2 separate regions of the Homo sapiens genome follow, and region 1 is linked to region 2. A link is a loop called in an ENCODE intact Hi-C map of the cell type or tissue named here. Cell type or tissue: PC-3. All regions are shown on one strand. Each heading gives the region's core, and the rest is flanking DNA. Links, peaks and the distances in the headings are about the cores only.

Region 1 (5,397 bases), core at 83-5,082, 48 kb before region 2:
AGTCTTGTGCCTCAGAAAGCATAGGGGATAATGGACATTCTTTAGGAGAAGAAATCATAACCAAGAGGCATGATTTACACAAGGCTAACAACATTGATTAGGTTTTGCACAAATTATTCTTGAGGGGTCATTATATCTGTATGAAACTCATTTTCCAGACTACTGATCATATTCATAAAAGTAATAGTTTTAGTGTTTTACCTCCTGTTTTAATTTCATATTTGATCAATTGGAGAGTCTTCCTTTCAGTGTGAATTTTATTTCCTTTTTCATCTTGATTGCATATTGATCTGATTGGACATGAATATGTGGAACTATTGCTGCAAACTGGCTTTTCACATCTGTAGACTAGGAGTTTATGGATGCACTCCCACCCTGAGGACATTTTACTTTTTGTATTCAGATAATGAGCAAATATTTGCTTGGAGTGGAGTTCAGAATCAGTATGGGGCAAACACATGCATTACTTTACTTTTGTTTTTCTATTACTACACAGATTATTATTAGAATTACTATAATGTTAATCTTTAATTTCTCATGAAAGCCTGAAATTCTGAAAACTAGAACACCATAGAAGTGCTGTTTTCAAAAAAACATTGCTCAAAAATTTATATGCACAAAAATGCAACAGATTGCTAGCTACTCTAATATTTATTCCACCAAAAAAGAAAGAAAAAAATCATTACATCATTTACTCTGTTCTAAAGCTTGTTAGACACCTGAAGGCACAAATGAGGTAGTCTTTCAGCAACCTAACATTGGTCTTTAGAAATGGTGAAATCAGGAAGCCATTTAAAGTTTATTCCCCCCTCTATTAAGAATTCTTTTGGAGAAACAGGAGAGTTGCTGTTTGGCACCTACAAGTGCATAGGAAACCTGCTGACTGAGAACTGGCCCAGGAATCCAAATCTTGAATGGATTTCTTGTTCATGAAAGGCTTGCTACACATGCCTGTGTTCACAGAGAGGGTAGGGAGATGGGAATGGTGGTCAGATAAAAATTCCAACAGATTTGTGTCATGCTTCAAAATGTAATATTGTTCACCTTCCAAAATATTTATTGGACCAAATAAAAATATTATTTGACCTAATAATTGTTTATGTAAAGGTTAAAAATGTTTCAGGAAATAATTTTTAAAGGACACCAGTTTCTAAGAAAGAATTGTGTCTGCTTGCAAAATAGTCTTTTAGTGGCCTTAATATCCCCAGCTGTGTTCATTGTGGGGAAGAAATACATTGGGTTTTAAATAACACGAAGTGGTTTCAAAAGTTTGTTTTAAATAGACAAAGTATTTAACTGTGGGAAAAAAAGATGAGAGCTGGAGGCAAATTGGATTCTATTTTTCCAAAGCTGAAAGTATGTAAAACTGTACCAAAAAACCCTTTGCCCAGCAAAATTAGCAGATGGTCTAAATCCCCTTGGGGTACACAGGCTCAATTCAATACTTATTTGGGATTATTCATTCAAAGGGTATGATCTCTTCTGAAAATTTAGTAAGCTGGGTAGGAATAAACTGTATTACTAAATTTGAGCTTTATAATTTTTCTAGTGTGATTTAAAAATAGTTATTTATGCTTTGGAAAAACAAGAATAACACTCACATTGGTTATTGCTGGTGTTAAACTATTTTCTTACAGAGGTAACTCTTATATGGATTGAACTTCTGGAACTGGGCTTGGTGAAGCAAGTATGATTCTATCATCTGTATTTGAGATAAAGCTGGACAGATAGTGAATACGTGGGAGACCAGATTTAGGTCTCCAAAAGAATCCTTCCCCCAAGAATAATGAGTCAACTCAAATAGAATGAAGTTTATTGTGAATAAATATAATTTCTTTCATTTTGGGTATGGACAAATAAAAACTAAAAATAAAATTAATTATAGGATAGGAGAGATGGAGTTTAGCAGCAGCATGTATAAAACTGGCTTGCTGTATTGGTCAGGATTCTCCAGAAAAACAGAACCAATAGGGTATATCTCTGTCGATCTCAATGTCTTAATGTCTCTCTATCAATTTATATATCTATCTAGGGAATGTTTTAAGAAAGAAATTGGCTTATGCAATTGTGGGGAAGTCCAAAATCTGTAGGGCGGACTGGCAGGCTAGAAATCCAGTGAGGGGTTGATGTATTCCTGAGCTTGAAATTGCAGCAGGTGGGAACCTCAGGTAGGGCTTCTATGTTGCAGAATTGCTTCTTTCTTGGGAAACCTCTGTCTTTATTCTTAAGGCGTTCACATTGGATGAGGCCTATTTACATAATGGAGGGCAATCTGCTTCACTCAAAGTCTACTGATTGTAAATAACAATCATATCTAAAAACCATCTTCATAGCAACATCTAGATTGGTGTTTGAACAAACAGCTGGGCATTATAGCCTAGCCAAGTTGACACATAAAATTAATCGTCATACTTGCTTAACAAAAATATGTTTTGGGAGGCATAGGATCTGGAATACTTAAGTAGTAGTTCTTTTCAATTCTGTGCAGTGTGCTCACTAACTCCCACCTAGAGGATTATATTTGATTCTAGAACCAGACATAGAGAAGAGGATGCTGCTACACTAGCTGTAGGGTATTTAGAAGTGAACATGATATTAGGGAGGATTTAACCTATTATAAGAATGATTGAAGGAACTTAAGTTGTTTTGCCTGAAAAATGGAAAACTTGGAGATGATGTATTAGCTGTATTCAGTTTACTGTATTGAAATATATAGTGCTGTCACACATAATTTGTATTGTTCCAAGGAGGAAGAATAAGTAACTATAACAGAAAGATAGAGTTTACTTCAACATAAGGATGAATTTGCTGATAGTCATAGTTGCTCCAAAGATAAAATGGACTACCCCTTATCAAGAACTGTGAGCTCTGTAGCAGGTTTACAAGCACAGATTGACTGGTTTCATTTGACAGGGACATATGTATATATCCCTATATATACACACATATGTGTATATATATGAGTGTGTGTGTGTGCAAGAGAGGGAGAGACACTATAAGACTATGTACATGAATGGTTAGAAGAGATTCAAGCATTGAGGGCGTATTGGATTAATTATATGGCCGCTATCATTATTCAAATGATTTTTGAAATAATTCTATGAATTTTATTTGACATTTGAAAAATTTGAAGCCTATAATGATTTTACATGGCTATGCAGAGCTAGAATAGAAACTGGTTTGACTTCTGCTAGACTACACCTCAGTCATCTGTCCTTTGGTGTGTATTACACTTAGTTTTTATCAAGAATATATATAGAAACAAACAAATAAATATTAATTAATGATTAAAATTAAATGTCATTCTACAGTTCACACTAAGTCATAAAATTTTTAAAAAGACTATTTTTTTAACAGTAAAATTAAATTACTAAGACCATGTTGTGTTTGTTTCTGGGAGTGGGTTCACAGTGCAGGCAATGATCTTAAGATGGTCATAGACACTTTCTCCAAATCAATTTGAAAAGTTAATTATTTGTGTTGGAAACTTATTCATATTTATTTAGTAGCCTCATTGCTACTTATCAATAGGGTAGTGCTTATTTTACATTATTAAATGATTTTTCTTTCTTATGAAAAGTCTGTATTTTAATTTTTTAGAAAACTCCTTTATGGACAATGGTTTTATAAAATCTGTTAGACAATGACTATCCTGAAACAAAAATTAAGTATATGGTGCTTTTTATATGCTGAAAATATATACATGCAACTTTGATGCTGGGCCCAATGGACATTCCCTATAAATGGGCATACAAAACCTACTCTTTAACTCAGGAGAATGCCAGTACTGACCAGCTGGGTAGTGCTGTCCAAAAGCAATGAGATTTTAGTAGAAAATGATCCCATAGTAAGAACATATTATTGACTTGTCAGACTTCTAGATAAGGTGGAAAACTGGAAGCTCAAAGGTTTAATCCAGTCCAAATATGTGCAAATGATTAAAAAACATGAGCAGCATATAAAATTTGGGTGATTTCAATATAAAATTCATATAAAATTTGGGTGATTTCAAATAAAAACCTTGATTGCTTTTTTTTTGTAAAAAAAATGAAGTTTCTGGCAATGTTGGATAATGTATTCCTGGATGTCAGTAATCTTCTGGAAGAGTGTAGCCAACCATTGCTGCCTTGAGGAGAGGAGGCGAGCTGTGTGCTTTCCAGTTGGACATGATTCCTGTTACTTGCTGAATGTGTTCACATGCCCATTCACCAGGTGGCTCTTATCACTTATTTATATCACCTTCCAGCCTTGGTGGTCCTTGAAGTTTGTTTCCTGTTCTAGAGAAGAAGGGATTCTCAATTTAACTACTGGGTTCAGGACAAACTCCCACAATTCTATAATGTGTATTGAAAGTATAGCAGTAGCCTATTTCTAGCTTGCATGTTGCTTAGAATTGTTGGTTTTAAAAGGAATAGCACTATCTATGACAATAGAAATATGATTAGAACAATTTTTCCTACCATTATCCAGTTTGTGGCTTTCAACAAAGATTTGCTGGAAATACAAACCACAATTTCAGTGCTTTTATTGTCAAATAGGACAGTATTGGTGAGCTGATACAGTAATTGCGCTTTAATAGCCATCAGCACTCCAATTTACAATTATTTTAAATTTAATGCTTTGATTAGGCATTTCCAGAAATAAGTAAGCTTAAGTAATCCAAGAAATAAGGAAATGCCTTACAAATCTGGGGATGATTTAAAAGCTTTCTTAAAGTTATTCAATATCAGTTACCTAGTAAAGCTAGTTCCTGGAATTGATCATGTGTAAATAAATAACTGCGAAGAAATTATAGTACAATAAATACTGTATTCACCATTAATTCTTCATTGAAACCATCGAGAATGTATCAGTAAATCTTATATATAAGGGGAATTATTTGAAAATACCCAAAAAAAACAAACAGATGTTTAAGTATCATGCCATATATGAACAATATATCAGTATTTCCAGTAATGGTCTTAAAGTAATAAATTCAGCATTTTCAAAATAACATTTTCTCTTTTTGTGGTAAAATAATATGTACAATACAATAAAACTTTAGCCTCATAGCTGCTTGCTAACTTATCAACTAACAATTCATGCTGATCAAAAGTAAGGCTAATTTATTCAGCTTTTAGACTCCTGAGATTAGAAATATTTGGGTAAATTACTTGTTGAGCTGGGAAATCGATTGTACTTATGTATGAAGCTTGTTTGGGCCTTCTTTCAAGTGTGGCTGAGTCTGTTCTTATAATTCGTCTACAATGCTATGTGGCCTGAAATCCCATTAGGACATAGAGCCAATTTATTTGTGTATAATAAGAGTATCTCGACTACAACTCATTTTGTAAGTAACTGAAAAGCCTATAGCTCTCCTATAATTTAGCTCTGCAGTAAGAAAGCCATTACACTGTG
Region 2 (5,397 bases), core at 242-5,241:
CAGCACTTTGAACCTGCTCCTTTATAACGTAAGTTGATGGGTGAAGGATGTTATTTTCTCTTTCACTGTTGTGAGGAGTCATTTATGTGAATGGCTTTTATATAAAAATCTACTGAAAGCCACATTAACCCTGTTATGCCTTGGTAACATTTATCTATTTTTGCTACCATTTTCATATATCTTAGTGATAAAGGTATAATAATATCTCCATTAAATTTTCTAAAAGTTGATATAAGATTTAAATTTTATATCGTAAGTGTGATTTTAAATAATTACTTCAAATGTCTACCTACATTTACATGTATTTATTTGTTTATTTAGGTAGGGGTGTGTGAGTAGCTACAGTTAGCTTCAAGATTTAGGAAATATATATTTTTTTTATGTGTGATACAAAGATTTTAACAGTACAAATGGTGTTTCCCTTGGAGGCATCCTTGGTGATGAATGTGTTAATATTTTCAATATGGGTTTTGGCTGATGACAATTCTGTCACATCTGAAATAATTTGGATTGACTACATAGCATTATCTAAATTTTTGTCATGTAAATATCGACATTGGCAGCAAAACGTGAAAAATACATGGATTTCTATTTATACCTCTGACATTAATCCCCCAAATGATATTTTGATGTTGATTAAAAATTTTTATTCATACATTTTAAATGCCTGATTTAAATATCAATTTTTCAATCTATCAACCAACATTTCTGTAAATTATGAATCGGATTTTTGCATTATTATTCATGTCATCATGGCACTGAGTTATAATTCATGCAACTGATTTAAAAGTCAGTGCTTTATACTTTGAATATAATGAGCTATAAATATTGTAGTAGGACATTTTCCAAAGGCATTTAAAAAAATCATGTTTATAAGTTTGTAGTCTGACACCACAGAGTTCTAAACAACAAATTAAAATGTGTTAGAATCAAGATTGCCTTTCTGTCGTTTCTAAACTTTCTTCTGCAAAGAGAAGCTGTCGGCCGGGTGCTGTGGCTCACGCCTGTAATCCCAGCACTTTGGGAGGCCGAGGCGGGTGGATCACGAGGTCAGGAGATCGAGACCATCCTGGCTAACACGGTGAAACCCTGTCTCTACTAAAAAATACAAAAAATTAGCCGGGCGTGGTGGCGGGCACCTGTAGTCCCAGCTACTCGGGAGGCTGAGGCAGGAGAATGGCGTGAACCCGGGAGGCGGAGGTTGCAGGGAGCCGAGATAGCACCACTGCACTCCAGCCTGGGAGACAGAGCGAGACTCCGTCTCAAAAAAAAAAAAAAAAAAAAAAAAAAAAAAGGAAGCTGCCAAGATACTTGGTTCTACAATACTCAGCAAGCGTGTGCCAGTATTCACTTTTGATATGGTCAGATATTTACTATTGTTGTTAACAATATTTATATAACTTTAAACTGGAAAATTCCCGTCTGTTAATTTATATGCATAAGCTGTCTGAGCTTGAGTTGAGATTACTAGTTGGATTTAATATTATTTGTTCTAATTGAGTGAGACAAAGATGAGAATTCCTGATTCTAAAAAACTGAAAAATATGATCCATATGACATGTAATGATACTATTATTTTCTGTGAAATTAAACTATTCTCTCACTGAAATAGCAGAAAATCAAAATTTTGAAGTGTGGATTTCAGGAAGGCTTTGTTATTAAGGTCTTTCTTTTATCATTAAGAGATGGTACTGTAGTTCTGTTGCTAACAAGGTATAATCCTTAAAAGAATCTCTGAAATTGTAATGCTTAAAAAAGCCTATAATTAGATGATAACCTTAATATTTTAATTATACGATAACCAATTTTTTGATATTAGACTACAAGTGAAATAGATGGTGCCAAAATACTTCTCTTTTTAAATCAGTTATAGAGCAGTTTTAGTTTGGCAGAAAAGTTGATTAGAAAGTACAGAGTTCCCACATATACCCCCTCCCCTTGCACATATTTTTTTCTATTATTTACATCTTGTGTTAGTGTGAAACATTTGTTACAATTAATAAACCAATATTGATACATTATTAACCAAAGTCCATAGTTGACATTTCTTTTATGTTTAGGTTACTCTTCCTCTTGTACATTCTATGGGTTTTGACAAATATAAAGTGGCATTTGCTCATCATTGCTGTATAATACAGAAGAGTTTCAATGCCTCAAACTAAAAATTTTTTAACACAGTGTCATCATAGTATTTTGCCATTTTACAGGATTTTTAAAAATTAGTAATTTACCCTAGAAAAAATTTTGATATACTTTCATTAGTTGATCCAAAATCATACTTATTATTTTTGAAATATTAACATGTAGCTAGCCAGATGTAATTTTATTGTAGCATTCCAAATAAAATATTATAATCTTTTGAAGCCATTAATTCCTATTTCACATGGAATGTTTTTTATTTCTAACCCTTGAGGATAATGAAATTTTATATTACATCCCAACTACTTTCATTTTCTGATTTGTTATTTGGAGAGGAAAAGTTGCACTCAGTTCGATGTAGCACAATAGTTTATTTTTATGTGCTCTGGGATTCAGTAAGTATACTGAGGGGAAATTATATTTAGAAAACCAATGACTTCTATCAGCTATGTGATTTTCATATATGCAGATTACCAGTTGAACTGTGGCTTTATTTTGTGCAATATAAATATGTCAGTTTTGTTCATTGTGGAAATGGAAAGTAAGGATGCCTTTGTGTATTGGAATTCTACCTAAATGTTAGATTCTTCTGAGAGTGTGGAGAGTCAGCAAATATTAAATAAGGTTATTATAATTATGAACATTTTTTAAATGTTGGAGAAAAATTAAAATGGATATAATTGATTTTAGGGACAATATATTACTAATGAGTAAAAGCCACCATACAAATTAAAGTCAGAAAATTACCTCTTAGAAGCAATTCCAGTAGGAAAAAATTGATGATTCATAATTAAATCACAGGTGGATCATATGTCATTTGCAAAATGACTCAGCAATATAATGTTGTAAAGAAAGTAAGCATTCTTCTGCACAATAATGATGCAAATATAAGATGAAAGGGCTGTATAGTTAATGAAGTGTAGATTATTTGGAGAAGTTGGAAAAGGGAGCCTGAAAGATAATCACATAAAAATACTACCTATCAGACATGGTTAGAGGAGCTAATCATTTATCACCAAAATATAGAAAACAAAAGACTGAAGAGTATCAGTTTTTAAGTATATCTCTTATATATTTGGCTTTATTTGGCAATAAAATGTTTCGTATTAACTTTTTTTCCAAAAATGAAGCATCCCAACTATTACTGTCTTAAATTATAAAATTCAAAATATTTTGCTTTCTTCCAAGCCTTCTAAAGATATTATGGTTGATATGTTGTCTTTCCCAATGATTTTAAGATTTTATAATGAACATTAAAACTTTTCTGCCAAACAGCAATGTCTTCAGAATTACTAAGTTTAGGGAAACAATTGGCCTCTGTTAAATGATGTGACTGCTTAAATTTGGAGGGTTTTTTTGGTTTGTTTTTTGCACTCTATTTTTTCTGGTTTTCTTCATTATCAAATTATACCTGCTACTTCTTAATTTCTAATCCGATGCTTTAATCTACTGTGGATTTGAGAATGATACAAATAAGCTCTCTAGAACTGGTCCAAAATAAGGGTAGAAAAGTAAAAATGAAGTCCTGAGATACCCTTCTATAAGTGACCTCTAAAGAATTTGTGCAGGAACCATATGGCATGTATTTTAGCAGCTTGGAGTCTGTGTTTGTCTCAAAAGCTGAATCTTGCCCTATAAAAAATGTAATGAGTAAATGTCTCATTTTGGTTTTCTGTGTATTATTATTTAAAGCTTGCATCTTGAAGATATTGATACATTCTAGAAATTTGGTTCTCCTGTAGTTTCTTCTATTCTCCCTAGAAGAAAATTTCTATTCTTCTGTGACTTTAAAATGGTCTTACTTTGGTTTTCAATTAAACTTTAACAATTTCAATTTGCCAGGTAAGTGATTTTTGGTAAATAAAATATTATCAGAAGTATAAGAACTACAGTGCCTACAGTAAAGGGCTTAAATTTAAACAGATATAATTTAAATAAACTCAATATTAGTCTCTAATATAATCAAATAAATGGAACATTAATTTAAGTAAACTAAATATTGACCATTGAATATTAACCAAACTGAATATTAACTAGTGACCACTGAATATAATTTAGATACAGTGAACATTAGCCACCATATATGGTAAACTATGGAAACAAAAAGATTCACACATGGAATCAATTTGTTACATGGATATGGCTTAATAACAGTTCTGCCAAGAAACCAGAGGGTCACGTAAATCCTTTTTGGATTGATTCTGTAGGTTTATGTTGATTTACTTTCTTTTTTCTCTCTCTAATATTGTTGTTTTAAGTAGTAAGTGTGCTGTTGTTGGGGAGGTAATAATAGATTTTTTATTGTTTCATCATTAGGATTCAACCTACAACCAGCAGTTAATTATCCCCAGTATAGGATTACCTTTGAAAACCAAAGTATTTGCAGCTGTCCAAGCCACTAATTTGGATGGCAGGTAATTTCAAACTCTTGTCTTTTTTAGGTTAAAACTCTTTGACTGCCTAAATCCTCATGAGTCATAAAGTTGGGCCATTCATTTTTAAATTCAGTTTGAAAATATTATCATTGCCACACCATTTAGGCATGCTACTAAAAAGAAATAACAGATTACAAAGTTTAAGAGGTTACACTCATGTTCTGTCATTAATTGGAGAATAACAAGTCTTCCCATAAAGAAGGGGGGTGGTTCTTGGAACGGGGCATGGGAAGATCTGGGATGCCGAAATGTTGTATCTCTTCATCAGAAAGATGATTAACCAAATGTAGTCATTCTGTGAACACTTGATTTGCTTGCTTTTCCATATGTATGTTACTCTTCAATATGAATTTATTAAAGAATGAAAGGACTCTGCATAAGAGTGTGTCAAAATTACATAAAATGATCTCCAGAAACATCTCTATAAAAAAACTATTAAATTTCAGATGATACTTAAGAAAATTCAGAGCAATCAAACTAAAATGGAGCTCAAAAGCTGAAGCTCTAACCGTGCCCTATAAAAAAATGTAATGTGAAAATGGCCTGTTTTGGGTTGCTTATGTATTACTATTTAAACTTTGCATCCTGAAGAGATTGGTATACTCTATAAATTTAGTTCTTCTTTACCTTCTCCCTTCCTGTCCTGAAGAATATTTCTATTCTTGTATGAGTCTTTAAAATTGTCCTTTAATAATGCAGGAGTTTTTTCCATTTCATTGGCATTCGCTTCCCATGGATTAGTATTTTTTTTATAACATCGGAGTTGGAATGGACTAATGTATAAATGTGAGCAAAATCTAACCTTGTGGAGGAAGGCTGTGGA

What was found. A loop is a pair of places that touch in the nucleus more often than their neighbours do. Peaks named below come from ENCODE experiments on the same cell type or tissue, not always from the same donor. Only the 100,000 strongest peaks of a DNase experiment are listed, where the experiment ranks them.
Region 1: a loop joins it to region 2, with 2.2 times the contacts of the local background. A loop is called at or near these places in 2 of 110 quality-filtered maps.

Annotation. Positions count from the first base shown.
Region 1 is chr3:102,409,880-102,415,276 of GRCh38, forward strand. It overlaps a transcript of ZPLD1 not described here. Among named protein-coding and RNA genes, the nearest start is that of ZPLD1, 22 kb to the right of the region's middle. In PC-3, for the core only: no CTCF peak of the experiment used is centred there; no DNase peak of the experiment used is centred there.
Region 2 is chr3:102,457,826-102,463,222 of GRCh38, forward strand. ZPLD1 (zona pellucida like domain containing 1) reads left to right here. Exons shown (of 12, transcript NM_001329788.2): 6 at 1-28; 7 at 4,456-4,553. Among named protein-coding and RNA genes, the nearest start is that of ZPLD1, 26 kb to the left of the region's middle. In PC-3, for the core only: no CTCF peak of the experiment used is centred there; a DNase peak (open chromatin) is centred at 2,956; H3K4me3 peaks cover 370 bases; H3K27ac peaks cover 1,252 bases.